Regions from separate parts of the Homo sapiens genome. Here region 2 is linked to region 1. The links are chromatin loops, found by intact Hi-C in ENCODE. Cell type or tissue: MCF 10A. All regions are shown on one strand. Links, peaks and the distances in the headings refer to the core of each region. The heading gives the core; the rest is flanking DNA. Region 1 overlaps ARHGAP26 (Rho GTPase activating protein 26). Region 2 overlaps ARHGAP26 (Rho GTPase activating protein 26).

Region 1 (9,183 bases), core at 2,471-7,470:
TGATTGTTTTCTTAGCTCTTTGGGGGTGACTCCTTCTCATCAGGTGTCACCATTTCTGATTTTTTTCCCTCTCCTTTCCTTAACATCCAACCAGGCAGTGCTTTGGTGTTTGTCAGATATAATGCTCTTCAGGTAATATCTTTCTTTAATTACTTTTCCCTTCTTTTTTTTTTTTAATTTCCCTGAAACAGACACACACACTGTTGCCTTGAACAATTGCTTCCTACCTCCCTCTCTCTGGGAACTGGATTAATTTTTTTGTCATTGCTTAATGGAAATGTCGACATTTCAATTTCTGCTGCATGTTCTACACAAAATTTAACTGGACAAGATAGGGAGAGAAGCTGGAGAAGGGAAAGTTCGTCATATGACATAAAAGCTTTTTTTTTTTTTTTCTTCCATAATGGCTTAGAGTGTGCCTTCCTTAAAAAGGGGGAAGCAGCTACTATGGCAACAGGTTCTATTTTCCTTAGGGGCTGTGGTGGCGCTGATAGAACTGGAGTCTGGAGAACATGAAACAATAGCCAGGAGCCCCAGGAGCCTGCAGCATGTTTTTTTTGTAGTAATTACTAGCCTTTTCCATGATTCAAAACTATGTGGTAAGTGGAACTGGGTAGGTTGGTGGTGGTTTTGTTTCTGAGTGATATAGACAGCAGGACCGTGAGTAAGGGACCCTCTCTACATCTCACAGAGAACCCGTACAGTGCGCGCCTGGCTGGGGAGACTGCTCTGCTCCAGCCCAGATATCCCTCCCTCTTCTCTTCACTTCCTGCCTTCCAGGCCTGGGGCTCCCTCCTGATAAACTTCAGTCTGTTCCACTAGCAAGTACCAGAGTGTGAGTCTCCCCTGGCAGGTCTTCCTAGAAATGCCACCTCCATTTCTTTCAGAGGTTTCCCTTCATTAAAGACCTCAGTGTCGGCCCCAAACATGCAGAAAAGGGGTGCTTGTTTGACTCTCCTAGAACAAGTTCTTATCAGAGGCAATCTTTTTCCTCCCCTAACTCAGAATGCTGATCCTCATAAAGCTTGAGCAACAGTGCTTGGTTCTGCTAATCACTGCTGGACCCATGCCGGTCACACAATTAAAAGTTGGCGTTTGGGACTTTGTGGCCTGGTTACACCCCTGTGCCTGTTGCGTCGCCCATCCGGGCTCTAGGGAGACAGAGACTCTTTCATTGCACAGCTCATGAAATACCAGAGGAGAAAGCTTGCTTTCTTACCAAAGCATTCTTCACTAATAACGTTCTCTGCATATACTCCAATCCTGCCTCTTTGAAACTTCTGTTTAAATTAGTTCTCCTCCTCCTTCTCCTTATCATTGTGCTTTGTACAGCCCTTGATAATTTTCAGTACTTTTTTCACCTCCCTTGCTTGCTTTGTCCTTACAGCATCCCAGTGCCTCTATGAAATAGACCAGGGAAGAGGCAGCACAATCCATTTTTGGTCTCTGTGGTAGCCACAAACGTTTATATAATGCCTCCCAAGTGCCATGGTGGAGTCTGGTGGAGTCTGCCCAGCTTCACAGGGGGGATCTGACATCTCCCAACTATTTTTCTTCCCCATGAAAATTTGTGAAAGATATATGGATTATAAACACAAGGATACCTTAATAGGTGTAGAGCTTTATTAAATTTTTAAAATGTAGAACTAAGGTGCCATCCTTGCCTGGTATGTCGTCTTCTTTACCTGTTCTTTTGATTTGCTTTGCTGCAGACTAATTGTGCCTGGGACCTTAAAAGTCACTGGATCAGTAGACATGGGAAAAAGTTCAATATCATTACTCTTCAAAGAAATGAAACTTTTAAAAGTCAGGAAACAACAGATGCTGGAGAGGATGTGGAGAAATAGGAACGATTTTACACTGTTGGTGGGAGTGTAAATTAGTTCAACCATTGTGGAAGACAGTGTGGCAATTCTTCAAGGATCCAGAGCTAGAAATACCATCTGACCCAGCAATCCCATTACTGGGTATATACCCAAAGGATTATAAATCATTCTACTGTAAAGACACATGCACACGTATGTTTATTGCAGCACTGTTCACAATAGCAAAGACTTGGAACCAACCCAAATGCCCATGAATGTTAGACTGGATAAAAAAAAAAATGTGGCACATATACACCATGGAATACTATGAAGCCATAAAAAAGAATAAGTTCATGTCCTTTGCAGGGACATGGATGAAGCTGGAAACCATTCTCAGCAAACTAAGAGAAGGAACAGAAAACCAAACACTGCATGTTCTCACTCGTAAGTGGGAGTTGAACAGTGAGAACATATGGGCACAGGGAGGGGCACAGCATACACCGGGACCTAACAGGGGGTAGGGGGAAGAGGAGGATAACCTTGGGAGAAATACCTAATGTAGATGACGGGTTGATGGGTGCAGCAAACGACCATGGCACATGTATACCTATGTAACCAGCACATTCTGCACGTGTATCCCAGAACTTAAAGTATAATAAAAATATATATATATACACACAATGGAATATTATTCAACCTTAGAAAAGGAGATCCTGCTATTTGTTACAACATGGATAGACCTAGAGAAAAAAAAAAAGAGAGAAATGAAACTTAAGATAAAAGCTTTCAAAATAGCAATACCTTATTTTGGTGCTAGTGAAAGCACCAAAAGGAAAAATAAAGGTCCTAGGGAAATGGGCATATTAAAATTTTCTAGGTGGGAATGTAAATTGACATAGATCTCATGGGTGACAGTTTGGTAATATCTATTAAAAATATTTATGCTGGCTAGGCACAGTGACTCACGCCTGTAATCCCAGCACTCTGGGAAGCCGAAGCAGGTGGATCATTTGAGGTCAGGAGTTTGAGACCAGCCTGACCAACATGGTGAAACCCCATCTCTACTAAAAATACAAAAATTACCCTGCAGGTAGTGGCACGCACCTGTAATCCCAGCTACCTGGGAGACAGAGGCAGGAGAATCGCTTGAGCCTGGGAGGCTGAGGTTGCAGTGAGCCGAGATCACACCACTGCACTCCAGTCTGGGCGAGAGAGTGAGAACCTGTCTCAAAAAAACAAAACAAAACAAAAAAAGTATGCCCTTTCATCCAGAAATTCTATTTCTATGAATTTATTCTAGGGAAAGAAAGATATATGCACATATTTGTGTACATAGAGATTCACTGCAATATTAGTGGAAACAATAAAATATTGGAAACAATCTGACTGTCCAATAACGGGAGATTTCTAAATTATCGAATACCCATACAGTGAAACACTGTGCCACCATAACAATGTTGAGTGAGACAATGAATGGTACTTGAAAAGTTCATAGTAATGCAGTAAAAAACAAGTTATAAAACTAGGTGTCTGCAGTATGATTCCAACTTGATTTGAAATATGAGTGTGTGTGTGTCTGAAAAAAACATGGAATGTGACACGTATACCTTAAAACATTGAATAACATTTAGTTATTTCTGGATGGTAGAATCACTGGTGATTTTTATTTTCTTTGTGCTTTGTATCAGTTATTCCACAGTAAATACTTTCATTTATCAGAAAATAAAAGAGAAAACATGTATCTTTTTTTCCCCCTAACGATAGCACTGAAAGAAAGAGTAAAGGGTAAGCTATTTAAAAATAGGCCTAATCGGCTGGGTGTGGTGGCTCATGCCTATAATCCCAGCACTTTGGGAGGCCAAGGTGGGCGGATCACCTGAGGTCGGGAGTTTGAGACCAGCTTGACCAACATGGAGAAACCCTGTCTCTACTAAAAATACAAAAAATTAGCTAGGCATGGTGGCACATGATTGTAATCCTAGCTACTCAGGAGGCTGAGGCAGGAGAATCGCTTGAACCCGGGAGGCGGAGGTTGTGTGAGCCAAGATTGCGCCATTGCACTCCAGCCTGGGCAACAAGAGCGAAGCTCCATCTCAAAAATAAATAAATAAATAAATAAATAAATAAATAAATAAATAAATATAAAAATAGGTCTAACCTAAAGACCAAACTGACATTAGCTAATGTCATTACATGATTCTGTCTTAACGAAGATAGAAGCATTTTATTGCGTAAGTTTTCTTCTGTGTGTGGGAATCATATGTGGGTGTATATATGTTTAAGGGGTATGCATCCGGGTAGACGTTTGTGTGTGGACATGTGTGTACAGGTATATAAGTACATGTGTCATAGCCTTGGTACAGGTCTCATAGCCTTGCAGCACTGTGTTCCTGGCGGGAGTGGCATCTGTCTGCATGTCTGAAAATGCCACGTGTGCATTCTGCTGATCACCAAGGTTCGTGGCTGTAGGCATCCTCTCTTCAGTGCGTCAGAAGTCTGAAGAACATGTAGCTGCACCGGGGCGTTATGGGAAAGTAACGTGTAGGATTTATTAACTCATTTCTTGAAGCCACTCACTGTTTGTTTTTAAGTACCAATTTTTATTTTCCATTGCCAAATAGAGAAGAGACTTTTTTTGGTGAGTACAAGTATGAGTGATTTTTTTTTTTGGTCATTTTTATAATGAACTATTTGAATCCTGACTTTTCGCAGAGTAGCAGGACTCCCTGAACTGTGTTTCTTCCTCTCCCCACAAGTTTACCAAGCCCAAAGGGTCTTTTTAAAGGGTGACTTTTTCTTTTGTTGTTTGTCTTGTTTCCCACCCTTACTTAATGATTACTTAGCTCTTTATATAATCCAGCTAAATGCTGGTACATAGCAACAGGATTGTGGTGTGGCTTTCTCCTTGATGTAAATTTCTGGAAGATGGCCTTCTGTATGGAAGACTGAGCAGTGGGATCTATTAGTGACATGTTTTTGGGAGGAGCTGCTTCCTAAATGGGTTGAGGCTGCAGAGATGGGCAGGAGGAGCAGCCAGAAGCCACAGGGTGTTCGCATCATTGTGCGGGTAACCACATGGTGGCAACGATTGCACAGCTTCCAGTTGTACTTAGCAGCTGTTGACACAGACTTCAGAATTCCCATGGAAAAGGAAGTGAACTCCTTTGGAATACAATGCATTGGGCTTTTTTTTTTTTTTTTTTTTTTTTGAGGTGATGTCTCAATCTGTCACCCAGGCTAGAGTGCAGTGGTGCAACGTCAGCTCATGGCAACCTCCGCCTCCCGGGTTCAGGCGATTCTCCTGCCTCAGCCTCCCGAGTAGCTGGGACTACAGGCACGTGGCACCACGCCCAGCTAATTTTTGTATTTTTAGTAGAGACAGGGTTTCTCCATGTTGGTCAGGCTGCTCTCGAACTCCTGACCTCAGGTGATCCACCCACCTCGGCCTTCCAAAGTGCTGGGATTACAGGCATGAGCCACTGCACCCAGCCTGGGCTTCATTTTAAAGCGGTCTCAGGCAGGCATTGCTGATGCTTGTGGTTGAAGATACAACTTATTATTGCCTAGGTGTATGAGGGTGTGATTTGTTGTCTGCCTCTAGGCTGTAGACTTCTGGACTGCACTGTTTGATTAATGGGCTCAGCTCACAGGTCTCTTCCCTAGAGAGGCCTTCCTGGCCTACCTAAGTTGGTCCTCTTAGGTTTTGTCATATACCTCTGTTTGATTTCTTCATGGCACTTCTGTAATCTGACATTTTTACTGATGTATCTGTGTGTTATTTGCCGTCGGAATGAAAGCAGGGATCTTGTCAGTCTCGTTCACTTCTTTATCCCAGTGCCCAGAAGGGTGCATGGCATCTCATAGGTGTTCAGTCGGTATTGGGTGTGAGCATACTTGGTGTGTTTAGGAACAGACAGAAGGCCAGGGTAGTTAGAGCTCTGTGAATAAGAGCATGGTGGTATGACATGAGGTTGGAGGGGTCAGTAGGCAGGGGCTGGATCGTATAGGCCACGATGAGGTGTTTAGATTTGCTCAAGGATCTGGTATTCATTAAGTGGTTTCATCTCTGTAGATTTATATACTCTCCAGATTGGTCTGCTAAAGTCAGTTACTGATGGCTTTTCTGCTGGGAATTGTGCATCATTCTGTCCTTGAAGTGCCACTGTAGCCTACACTGTATTTCTCCCCCTATCTCAGCTGCCATCAGCTTGGCCTTCTTCACCCACCTTTTCTGTTGAGCCAGGCAAAGCAAGATGACAGCAACTAAGATGTCAGGCTGTGATGCCTGCACAATAGAAAGCATTTTAGAACTTTGTCATTAAACACTTTGACTTCCCCTTTGAAAAATATCTGTTTAGGTTTGGGCTTTGTGAGTGACTCTTGCTGAGAGTGTGAATGTTGGGTGGATCAGGGACCCAGATCTCGACTTCACTCTGAATCGTTCGGTGTCTTTGTTACCAGACACGATCTGCTCTTCTCTGCCTAATGATAGTTGGTTTGCTCACCTTGGATCTCTGGTTTCTGTTGTCAACCCTGTATTTTAAAATTTGCTTTCATGGTAGCAGAATTCAATGAGTTTCCAGCTTTGTGCCACCTTTGAGGAGGATAAATCAGGTTTTGCTTTGCATGTGTTGAAGTAAGAACTTTATTGGCTTCATTCCCTGACAAATCTATTTTTGTGATTAAGGCAATAAATATAACAGAAGGGTTTGTGTGTTCACTCTAATCCTCACATGTACCACTATATATAAACACTGTTATTTTGTATGGATGAATAAATAAGAGGAACTGTTGTATCCCTTAGGCTTGAACTTACATTGAAATTTTAGGAGATAATGATTTAGTGCAGCAAGGAGCTAGGAGGTGTTGCCACAGAGTTTCAGGAGGAGAGGGATATAAAGGTGTAATCAATTCAGATTGTTTCTAACTTTTATGGATTGTGAAGATTTGTATTCCTTTTTCAGTGGATTCCATTCATTAGCGTTAGACATGTAAACATATGGAATGTGGATGTACTATACCAGTAATTTTCATGGATGTTAGAGCTCTAGGATGTTTTTCACCTTTTACCGTATGAATTGACCTCCAGAACTTTCCCATGGGGTCTCAGCTCTTGTACATGAAGAGCATAAACTTTTCTGGACACCATACATTACTGTTTTTTTTCTGTCTTCTAATCAAATATCCAAACATAATCTAAAAGTACCGTGACAGGACATATAGGTTTGTCAATTCCAGTCACTTTGGTAGACTGGCCCTTGAAATAAAGCTAACGTTTTCAACTTCAGCCTCCCAGTGTTTTTTCAGACTTATGGCAGGGAATGTAATTTTCTGTTTGCTTTTTGGGGTGAAAGTACATTCCATTTCAAAAATATGCCAGTCACATGAGTTATTTCCCTCATTTAAAAAATCCCCACAAAAGGAGATAGGTTACCTAGGGTGGGTATTTCATGAGTGTATGCTTCTTTATCAGTCTGTCCATCTCTCTGTAACATTTCCCATGAACCCTTCTGTGGATTTGGAATCTTAGTCCTTCCAGAAAGGATTATGGTCATGTCCATAGAAGCTGCAATGAGATTTACATCTCTTGGGAAGTGACAAGCTCTCAGCGCAAGCTCTCAGCGCTGGGTCCCAGAGCCACTGTTCCTGTTGGAGCTAAGCCACATGGCTAAGGGCCAGTCCCTTAACCTTTGATTTAGCTCCTTTTGTCCCTGTCCTTTCATCTGTAAAATGGTGCTAGTAATGTGGATCTGGTTTCAGAAGACTGCTGTTTATTTTAACTAATTAAAGATTGTTACAATGGTGAAATTCAATGGACTCTACAAATATTAATATTGGTGCTGATCATGGGTGGCTATTAGCTGGGTAGCAGGTAACTCGCACCTAGAAGCTCTTACCTGCTCTACGCCCCAGTTCAGGTTTGGCTAAGATTCTGTTCTTCCACCAGGCTTCCCAGTAGAGGTCTCCAGCACAATGACCAAGAGGAAAATGGGCAACAACTGCAGAAACCTATGAGGTTAACACAGATATATAGGCGCAAAGGCACAGGGCCTGACACATTTTAATTAAATATGAACAGTACTGTAATCTGGTTTGTACATGTCTTGAATTCTCTTATTGGGTTTTATGCTAGCTTGTAAAGTTCTTATCTCTTTTTGGTTTTTGTTTGTTTTTGTTTTTGTATTTTTTTTTTTAGACAGCGTCTTGCTCTCACCCAGGCTGGAGTGCAGTGGTGCGATCTCAGCTCACTGCAACCTCCATCTCCTGGGTTCAAGCCATTCTTCTGCCTCAGCTTCCCGAGTAGCTGGGACTACAGGCACACCACATTTTGTATTTTTAGTAGAGATGGGGTTTTGCCATGTTGGCCAGGCTGGTCTCAAACTCCTGGCCTCAAATGATCTGCCCACCTGAGCCTCCCAAAATGCTGGGATTACAGGTGCAAGCCGCCACACCCGGCCATATCTCTCTCTCTTTGAATGTTAAGCAACCTATGGAATTTCAGCATTTAGGTCTTAGTTGAGACCTTTCCGAGTCTACAGAGAGGATGACTAATACTGTTACCCCTCTGATCAGAATTTTCTAATTGCTTTTCATCTCACTCAGTCAAGAACAAAGCTTTTACAGTGGCCTGCAAAGTTTTCCAGGATTTGCCACCCTCAAGTCCATTATGTCTCTGACTTTTCCTGATACTTGCCCTCTTGCTCTCTGGGCTCCAGGTACACTGGCATTACCAGCATGCCACCCAGGTACTTACCCCGAGGTGTTTGTACCTGCTGTTTCCTCTGCCTGTAGCTCCCTTCCCAGATGTCCTCATGGCTTGGCAAGACATGCCTTCTCCATGAGATGTCCTTGACCACCAGTCTAAAGCTACAAACATTTCCTCTATACTCCCCATCCCTTTCATGCTGGCTGTTTCATCATAGCACCATATATTTTCTTTGCTTATCGCCTGTCCTACTCCAAAAGAATGTAAGCTTCTCTAAGGCAGGAAACTGGAGGAGTCTGTCTTGTTCACCAGTATATCTCCAGCACTTAAAGCAGTCCCTGGCACACAAGGGGTGCTAAAAAATAGTTGGTAATTGAAAAATAGATGTTGCAGTTTTGGCCTTTGTGCTGGGTCACCTTGCACTTTCTTCGTTGGGTAGAAAGTCCCAAAGCAATGTCTCCATGGCTTGCTTGACTTTGGGACAATGTTAGCTTAAAGGTAGTAGGTTGTGTGGTTGAAGGAAATGTCAGTAACAACAGGAACCGGCATTTGCAGCACTTGGTAACACCAGACTGGCATACACATGTGCAACTTTTAAACCTCCTCTATTTACCCTCTGGCATCTTTTTCTAGATGTGAGAACTAATCAATAAATCAATGATAATGAATGTG
Region 2 (9,183 bases), core at 1,695-6,694, 94 kb after region 1:
GGAGCTCATCTAACACACACATTTTCTCTATAAGGCACATTACAACCTTCTTGTGCTTAGGAACATTTGACAGTGCTTCAGCTGTATGCTTAGGGGCCATTTTAAATGGCAAAATCACCATTGAAGAGCATGAAAATGTGGTACTAGGTAGACCTCAAACAGACACTTGTTTACAGTATGAGAGCTGAAACAAGAAGGCAGAGCTTTGCCTTGTTTGACCTCAGCTGGGAATGTGCCGTTGGGCGACTCAAGGTTTTTGCTGCTCTGCACATGTCCTCGGATGACCTCAACAGCACCCCAGATGTTGATTTTGAGGTTACAGATACATTTTAGTAAGTAGGTGAATTTGCAAATAAGGAATATGGAAATAATGAGGATAGACTGTATATATCCCTAAATGCAACATTTTATTGTTTTGAGTTCAACTTCATTTGCTCAACCACATTTAAGTCATTTATGTTGCTGTAGTTCATTTTCATTGCTGTAGAGTGCACCATTGTATTAATACACAAAAATTATTTTTTTATTCCACTTTTTCTAAAATTTTGAATTTCCATTTTCTGCTTTTACAAATAATTTGCTCTACACATTCTAATACATGTCTTCCAGTGTACACATAACACACCTTTCTCTGGGGTGTATGTCTAGCAATGGAACTACTGGGTCCAAGGGAATGGTATCTTCACCTTTGCTAGATAATGCTACACTATTTTTGAAAATGATTGTAGCAATTTACACCCCTCCTGCAGCAAAATATGAGTTACAGATGAGAATGAGATGTACCTCATTCTCATAAACCTCTGGTATTTCCAGCATTTTGATGTTAGCTATTTAGTCATTCTGGTGGGTGTGCAGTAACATCTCACTGTGGTTTTAATCTGCATTTCCTGCAGCACAGAAAGGTTGAGTGCCTTTTCTTTTGGATTTTCTCTTTTAACATCCCTATTCAGGTTTCTTGCCCATTTCCCACTTGGTTGTGTTTTACTCACCAGTAAGAAATCTTTACATAGTCTGGTTATAAACCCTTTGTTCATTTTTATGTTGTAGGCTGCCTTTTTACCCTTTTAATATTGTTTTTGATATGCCCTCTCTATGCCCTACTGGATAAATTCCAACCCCTGTTTGGGAACCTTCAGTTTCTGGAATTATTTCTTCTAAAATCTTTATTGTTTGCCTTTGGCATTTAGGTCTATAATCCATCTGGAACACATTTGTTATGTATGGTGTGAGGTAGGGGATTCTGTCATTTTTTTCCATATAGATATCCAGTTAGTCTAGCACCGTGTATAAAAGAGCACTTTCCACTAGTAGCATAAAATCGTATAGGCCCATGATAAATTCCTAACAGTATAAATAAAAAAGTGAATGTCTAGTCCATATCTGTACATCCAGTTCCCCACTCTCAACCCCCTGAGGCAGTCATAGTTTCTTGCTTACAGATTTTAAGAATCATGTTTAAACATCTCTAGCATTTAAACAGTGGCTTTAGATTATACCCCAGAACAACGAAAGATTGGATGTAGTAGCACTATTGCGTCCCTTTTATTTGTATGTTACTTGAGTGAATTTGTTTTGGCAAGCACAATATCTTCATTATGTGGAGAAAGGCAATTGTACCATACTCAATTTAAGAGTTATATGCCTAGTAAGGAAGTATTGGGATTTCTTAGCAACTATTCAGATCTTTTGAGATAGCAATTGTTACCATATGAACACTTTATAATGCCCCCAAAATGCTTTAGTGTTTTCTTACAAATAAATTCACATATTGTGAAATTTTTTAGTTGAGAGAAATTTTTATTCTAGGCAGTTCTGTTGTGCCTGAAATGCGGTATTGGAAAAGATTGAGAGGCTACACTTAGGTTCAACAGGAAAGAATATTAAGGTCAATAAGTATTGTGAGCCACGGTGCACAATAGAAGCATTCTGCCCATTTAACCTTTCTGACCCTTTCCCTTGAGGTTTTTCTGTACAATGAGCAATTGAACTAGGACTGTTGTCCAGATGTCTTTGTTTCCAATCTGGAATTTTTCCCTCTACCTCATATTTCTGTATTATTCAGTGAGAAAAGATTCGGATTATTGACTTGGGGAACATTAAGGATGATGTATGCGCTATTCCAAAATCTTGAATTTTGTTTAAATCATAGAATTACTTACCATTCCTACTCACCCCATCTAAGTTTAAAGTTTATTTAAAACTTCAGAAATTATTTTATTTGTGTAAATAATTTCAACTTTTAGATTCAGGGAGTACATGTACAGGTTTGTTCCATGGGTATATTGTGTGATGCTGAGGTTTGGGGTACAAATGATCCCATCTCCCAGGTGGTGGCCACAGTACCCAATAGTTTAAGAATTATTTTTTAAAGCTAGAAAACAGAACCGCTGCATTGTAAACTAGTCAAGCTATTTTTAAAGTAAATTATTGAAGAAGTATTTTAAAATGCATTTCCCTATTATTGTTAAGACCTTAAGGGGATTTCACTAGTTTCATTAAAATAAGAAACCGAACTCTGTCATTGTTTAAATAAAAATGCATGTTAAATTATATTAGATGAGGGGAAATAATCTGTGCAAAGACATCTGCACATGAGTAGTAGAAAAGAACACGAAACAGTCAAGCTCAGGGACTTGTGGATTTTTTCTGCTCATAAAGTTGTGAAGTACATACTGAAAATCCAGGAGGTTAGGACTTATATAGGATTTCTTTGTTGTAAAAGCTTGAGTGGACACACATAAGGAATATATGTCTTCAGATTTTCAACAGATAAAAACTGGTTTTGTGTCATTTGGTCTGGTTCACCAGTAGCCAATTTACCACTGTTCCTTTTGGCTCTATTTTCTTGGCTAAAGTTTGATTTCCCTTTACCTTAAGTCAAGCCAGAAAGGGATATTTTCCAAGGAAGAAGAATTCAATGAAATGGGATTAGATTAGATAGGACATTTTAGATTTTCATGGAATTTTCTTCTCTTTTTCATCATAGGGGCAAAATCAAAGCCGCCCCCTGTTAGTTTAATAGCACCATCACCACCTAACAGTCTAACCTGGAAGGGGAACTGACAGCATAAAGACCAGCCCTGGGCCGGTGATCCGAGGCTCAGCCCAGGCCTGAGACATATCACTGGGGACCTGGACTGCAGATCATGGGCCACTGCCTGGCAGAGACGTGCAAATGCCAATTTTGCTGCTTCTCCAAAGTCTGACACTGTGGAGACTCTTAGTGCAAGACTCTCAGGCCCTTCCTTGTGTGCCTTATCCCTCTGACTTCATCCTTGTTTTGAAAGTCCTACACTAAGCTACAAATCCACTACTTTCTTTTCCTCTGGGAGCAGCCATACCTTTCAACTAGGGGGTCTCACATCTCCAGGTTGTGGATATCTGTCTCTTTATCCATCAGCCTGTCTCCTTCCCCACACAACCCTCTTGTCAAAATGCCCTTTGGAAAATTAAACATTGCTTCCACGTGGAAACAGAACACAGGAAGGGAATTGTATTCATTCGTACATCACTGAAAAGACCAGGAAAGCAAAGAGTCCAGGGTAACCTCTGAACACTGAAAAAATGTTCATCTAATTTTTTTCTAATGATCATGCTCAATGTTGGTGGGGTAATGGTGAGAAGGAATTGTCAGTGTTGGTGGAAATGCACAGCAGTAGAACCTTTCTGGAAAGCTATTTGGCACGGTATATCAACACCTTTAAAAGAAACTCCTAGCCTTTGACCCACTAATTTTACTTTCAGGAATTTATGCTAAGGAAACAATTGAGACACTGGCAGGGATTCTCTACAAAGATGTGAGTTGCAATGCTATTTATAATAGCTAAAGGGGGATAGGAGTCTGAATATACACAATAAGAAAATGGTTACAGAAATCAGAGTATACCATACAATAGAACAGCCTGTAGCCATTTTAAAAATATGTTATCAAAGGCTATATAATTGCATTGGAAAATGCCTTATTAAGGGAAAAAAAGGAGGGTATTAACTACATGTGTAGTATAATTCTCCAAAAAAAAGCGAGGAGAAATATGCCAAAGTGTTAACAGTGATTATCAGTGGCATAAATTATGTATGGTTGTATTTCTTTTCTTCTTGGTTTTTGGTATTTTCCAATTTTCTACAAGGCCGTCAGTAATTTTCATTATTAGAATTTTGAAAGATTAACTTTCTTCTTCGTGGTCAGCTTACTCCTCCAGTTACAGAACCTCTCATCTTATAGCAGCTCTACTACTGTGGTGTGGAGATCAGAGAGGGTCTGCCACATCCCTTGTCAGACTGGGAGCCTGCCTGGGCAGCCCTGCCACAGTATGGCAGGCATGCCCTGGCTGGTCCAGCAGATGTTCCATCATTCAAGTGAGTCACCACAGAAGGGTGTCAAGCTGATGATATTGCTACACACTGTACTTGAACTATCAGCCACAACCCATTATGCTGCCAAGCCTTTTAGCCTTATCTTCCTAAACCGTTATTCTTTCACTGTCCAGTGAATTTCAGAGACTGACTGGGACTGTCTGACTCCTTTTGAGGACACTGTGGGCCAGCAAACTAAAGTGGATGTAAGCCTACCAGTTGAATCCAAACCAGACCAGCAAATGTTCCTTGCATGCTACAGTGTATGCTGTGTTGTTGCTGTCATTGGGCCTAGATGTGGGGGCCTGGCAGGACCCCAGGAATATTTAGGGGCACTGGGCATTCAGCTTAATACACCCATCTGGACTCTGAGGGTTGTAGGAATGCCTTTAGCAGTCATCTGCTAAAATTGTAGTTATAAAATCATTTTCTCCTCTTTTAATTGTTTGTTATCCTTGGCTTCATTAGTGGGAAAGGGGTTGCAAATTTGATATTGGAGGTTTCAGAGCCAGGAGTGAAATTGACCATTTTGAAATTTGTCTGTTTTGTTTTGGGTTTGGTGAGGGGCAGGAGGGAGCAAGATTTTTATTTTGTTTATTTATGTATTTATTTTTGTCTGCCGTTGTCATTTTTAAGTAACCTACAGCCAGACACTTCTGTAGTGAAAGGAGAATTTAAGATTCTACAAAGAGTCTTGGGCCATAATAACCATCCCTGTGCGTCTTATATCTCACATATGTGTTCTATGAGTATGAGAACACATAGTCATACACCCTTAGTTTTGCATCAGAACTAAAATACAATGTACTCTCTATTTCTTGTCTGTTTACAGTCCTTCTGTTGCGACATGCATCTTTGCAGTACATAAAATGTGCAGTAGTATTGTTGATAGGATTATTGCCATGACTCTAAAGTACAAATAAACAAAAGGCATAATTCCTTTAGTCATTTAAAAAATCACAGAAGTGAAGAGTGCTGTAGATGTCTGTTAGGTCCGCTTGGTCCAGTGCTGAGTTCAAGTCCTGAATATCCTTGTTAATTTTCTATCTTGATCTGTCTAATATCTCAGTGGGGTGGTAAAGTCTCCCACTATTATTGTGTGGTAGTATAAGTCTCTTTGTAAGTCTCTAAGAACTTGCTTTATGAATCTGGGTGCTCCTGTATTAGGTACATATATATTTAGGATAGTTAGCTCTTCCTGTTGCATTAAGTTAGCTCTTCTTTTTGCATTGATCCCTTTACCATTATTTAATGCACTTCTTTGTCTTTTTTCATCTTTGTTGGTTTTAAGTGTTTTATCAGAGACTAGGATTGCAACCCCTGCTTTTTTTTTTTTCCATTTGCTTGGTAAATTGAAGTGAACTGCCATTCACAATTGCTACAAAGAGAATAAAATACCTAGGAATACAACTTACAAGGGATATGAAGGACCTCTTCAAGGAAAACTACAGACCACTGCTCGAGGAAATAAGACAAGGACACAAACAAATGGAAAAACATTCCATGTTCATGGATAGGAAGAATCAGTATCATGAAAATAGCCATAAAATAGCCATACTGCCCAAAGTAATTGATAGATTCAATGCTATCCCCATCAAGCTACCACTGACTTCCTTCACAGAATTAGAAAAAACTACTTTAAATTTCATATGGAACCAAAAAAGAGCCCGTATAGCCAAGACAATCCTAAGCAAAAAAACAAAGCTGGAGGGAACATGCTACCTGGATTCAAACTATATTACAAGGCTCCAGAAACCAAAACAGCATGGTACTGGTACCAAAACAGATATATAGATCAATGGAACAGAACAGAGGCCTCAGAAATGACGCCACACATCTACAACCATCTGATCTCTGACAAACCTGATAAAAACAAGCAATGGGGAAAGGATTTCCTATTTAATAAATGCTGTTGGGAAAATTGGCTAGCCATATGCAGAAAACTGAAACTGGACCCCTTCCTTACATTTTATACAAAAATTAGCTCAAGATGGATTAAAGACTTAAATGTAAGACCTAAAGCCGTAAAAACTCTAGAAGAAAACCTAGGCAATACCATTCAGGACATTGGCATGGTCAAAGACTTCATGACTAAAACACCAAAAGCAATGGCAACAAAAGCCAAGATTGACAAATGTGATCTAATTAAACTAAAAAGCTTCTGCACAGCAGAAGAAACTATCATCAGAGTGAACAGGCAACCTACAGAATGGGAGAAAATTTTTGCAATCTATCTGACAAAGGGCTAATATCCAGAATCTACAAGGAACTTAAACAAATTTACAAGAAAAAAAAACAACCCCATCAAAAAGTGGGTGAAGGATATGAACAGATACTTCTCAAAAGAAGACATTTATGTGGCAAACAAACATATAAAAAAAACACTCATCATCACTGGTCATTAGAGAAATGCAAATCAAAACCACAGTGAGATACCATCTCATGCCAGTTAGAATGGCAATCATTAAAAAGTCAGGAAACAACACATGCTGGAGAGGATGTGGAGAAACAGGAATGCTTTTACACTGTTGCTGGGGTTGTAAATTGGTTCAACCATTGTGGAAGACAGTGTGGCGATTTTTCAAGGATCTAGAGCCAGACATACCATTTGACCCAGCAATCCCACTACTGTGTATACACCCAAAGGATTATAAATCATTCTACTATAAAGACACATGCACACGTATGTTTATTGCAGCACTGTTCACAATAGCAAAGACTTGGAACCAACCCAAATGCCCATCAGTGATAGACTGGATAAAGAAAATGTGGCACATATACACCATGGAATACTATGCAGCCATAAAAAAGGATGACTTCATGTCCTTTGCAGGGACATGGATGAAGCTGGAAACCATCATTCTCAGCAAACTAACACAGGAACAGAAAACCAAACACCGCATGTTCTCACTCATAAGTGGGAGTTAGTGAGAACACATGGACACAGGGAGGGGAACATCACACACCGGGGCCTGTCAGGGGGTAGGGGGCTAGGGGAGGGATAGCATTAGGAGAAATACCTAATGTAGATGATGGGTTGATGGGTGCAGCAAACCATCATGGCACGTGTATATCTATGTAACAAACCTGCACATTCTGCACATGTATCCCAGAACTTAAAGTATAATTAAAAAAAAAAAAATCACAGAAGTACTATGGAGTATGCATTTTATTATTATACCAATTCAAACATAGTGGTAATAAATGTTAAAATGCAGTCACTTTATACCAAATGTTACTGCTATGGCTAAAACATAAACAAATGAAATTCTGAAATTCTGTTGTTAAAAATTGCATTTGAGGCCAGGCATGGTGGCTCATGCCTGTAATTCCAGCACTTTGGGAGGCCAAGGTGGGTGGAACACCTGAGGTCAGGAGTTCAAGACCAGCCTGACCAACATGGTGAAACCCTGTCTCTACTAAAAATACAAAAAATTAGCCAGGCATGGTGGGGGGGATCTATAATCCCAGCTACTTGGGAGGCTGAGGTAGGAGAATCGCTTGAACCCAAGAGGCAGAGGTTGCAGTGAGCCAAGATTGTGCCATTGCACTCCAGCCTGGGCGACAAGAGCAAAACTCCGTCTCCAGAAGAAAAAATTGCAGTTGATACTACGGTAATTGACATGGGGATTGAGGAGTAAGTTATTATAATAGTTACGAATATCCTGCATTCCAGCCGCACCCCCAGATAATTTCAGCCGTGTAGTTCTGGCCAAAAACCACTTAGATATCTGAGGATGTGAAAAACATTTAGAACCCACATTGTGTTCACAGAATATGTTCCAAACTATGCCATTAGCCAAAGGCATAATTCTTGGTACAGATGGAATAGGAAGCTGGAGGTGTTTCCTACTTATTAAAGTCATTTAAAAAAAAAAAAGTTGGAAGGACTTTTTAATTGTCCTGTGGTAACCACTGACCAAAAGAACAGATTGGTACAAGCCCCTGGGTCTGGGCTGTTCTCTTGAACCTCCAAATTGTCCCTGGTTCTGCTTGGGTTCCTGGGCTGGGCTGTGGTTTGAAAGTTGTTGCCAGGCCTTGCCTACTAGGTCATTGTCTGGTGGGGCAGGGTTGTGTTGAGAGGACTGAGAAAGTGAGGCCTCTCTGACTAGCAGCAACTGTGGAAGAAAATGGAGACTGCACAGTAGAGAGGAGTTGACACTTTTCCTAGGACTCAAGACAGAGTCAAGGGGGAGCCAGGTATTAAGCTAGTACTAGCTTAGCCCTCAACTGATGGATCTTACTGTCTTACATTACTGTTGTTTTTAAATCTGTCGCTTCTTGTCAAATATATTTTAAGCTCTTGAAGTCAAGGGACCTTGGCAAATATCATTTATTGTATTGAACATACTGAGTGCTCAATGACTAGTTTTTGCTGGATTAAGAAAAAAAAGCTTTAAAGAGTCATACTCTTTACATTTTATTTCTTCTCTTATATGAATGCCATCTGCTATATGAATCCGCCAGACCGAACACTGGAGGCAGGATTGGGGATTTTGTTGGAATTTAGAATATGTTGAGTCTTATTGTGATTCTCTATCACTGTATTGTCATTTTCCCTTGCAAATAGGGTAGGTATCTAAAGGAAACACATGAATCAGTGGTTAAGAAGAATTCTAATGCTATGACTGAGTCTGTAAAGAAGCTTGGCACAGGCTAGAGGAACAGGGCAAGTCCTGCTATGTCAGAGGGAGTACGCTGGCTGCAGGAGCCCTGGGCTTAGAATCAGCAGATGAGGTTTGAACCTCAGCCCTGTTACTTATAGGCTGGGTATCCTTAGAGAAGCCTCAGCTTAGCCCAGGTTTCCACATCTGTGAAATGGGAATTATA

The links. A loop is a pair of places that touch in the nucleus more often than their neighbours do. Peaks named below come from ENCODE experiments on the same cell type or tissue, not always from the same donor. Only the 100,000 strongest peaks of a DNase experiment are listed, where the experiment ranks them.
Region 2: it touches region 1 in a loop (6-fold over the local background); 3 of 110 quality-filtered maps call a loop at or near these places.

Annotation. Positions count from the first base shown.
Region 1 is chr5:143,101,477-143,110,659 of GRCh38, forward strand. All of the region lies in intron 17 of ARHGAP26 (Rho GTPase activating protein 26), which reads left to right. Among named protein-coding and RNA genes, the nearest start is that of ARHGAP26-IT1, 86 kb to the right of the region's middle. In MCF 10A, for the core only: a CTCF peak has its summit at 4,897 (motif pointing right); a DNase peak (open chromatin) is centred at 4,895.
Region 2 is chr5:143,196,587-143,205,769 of GRCh38, forward strand. All of the region lies in intron 20 of ARHGAP26 (Rho GTPase activating protein 26), which reads left to right. Among named protein-coding and RNA genes, the nearest start is that of ARHGAP26-IT1, 8.7 kb to the left of the region's middle. RefSeq lists an enhancer at 4,256-4,415. In MCF 10A, for the core only: no CTCF peak of the experiment used is centred there; DNase peaks (open chromatin) are centred at 4,375 and 5,205.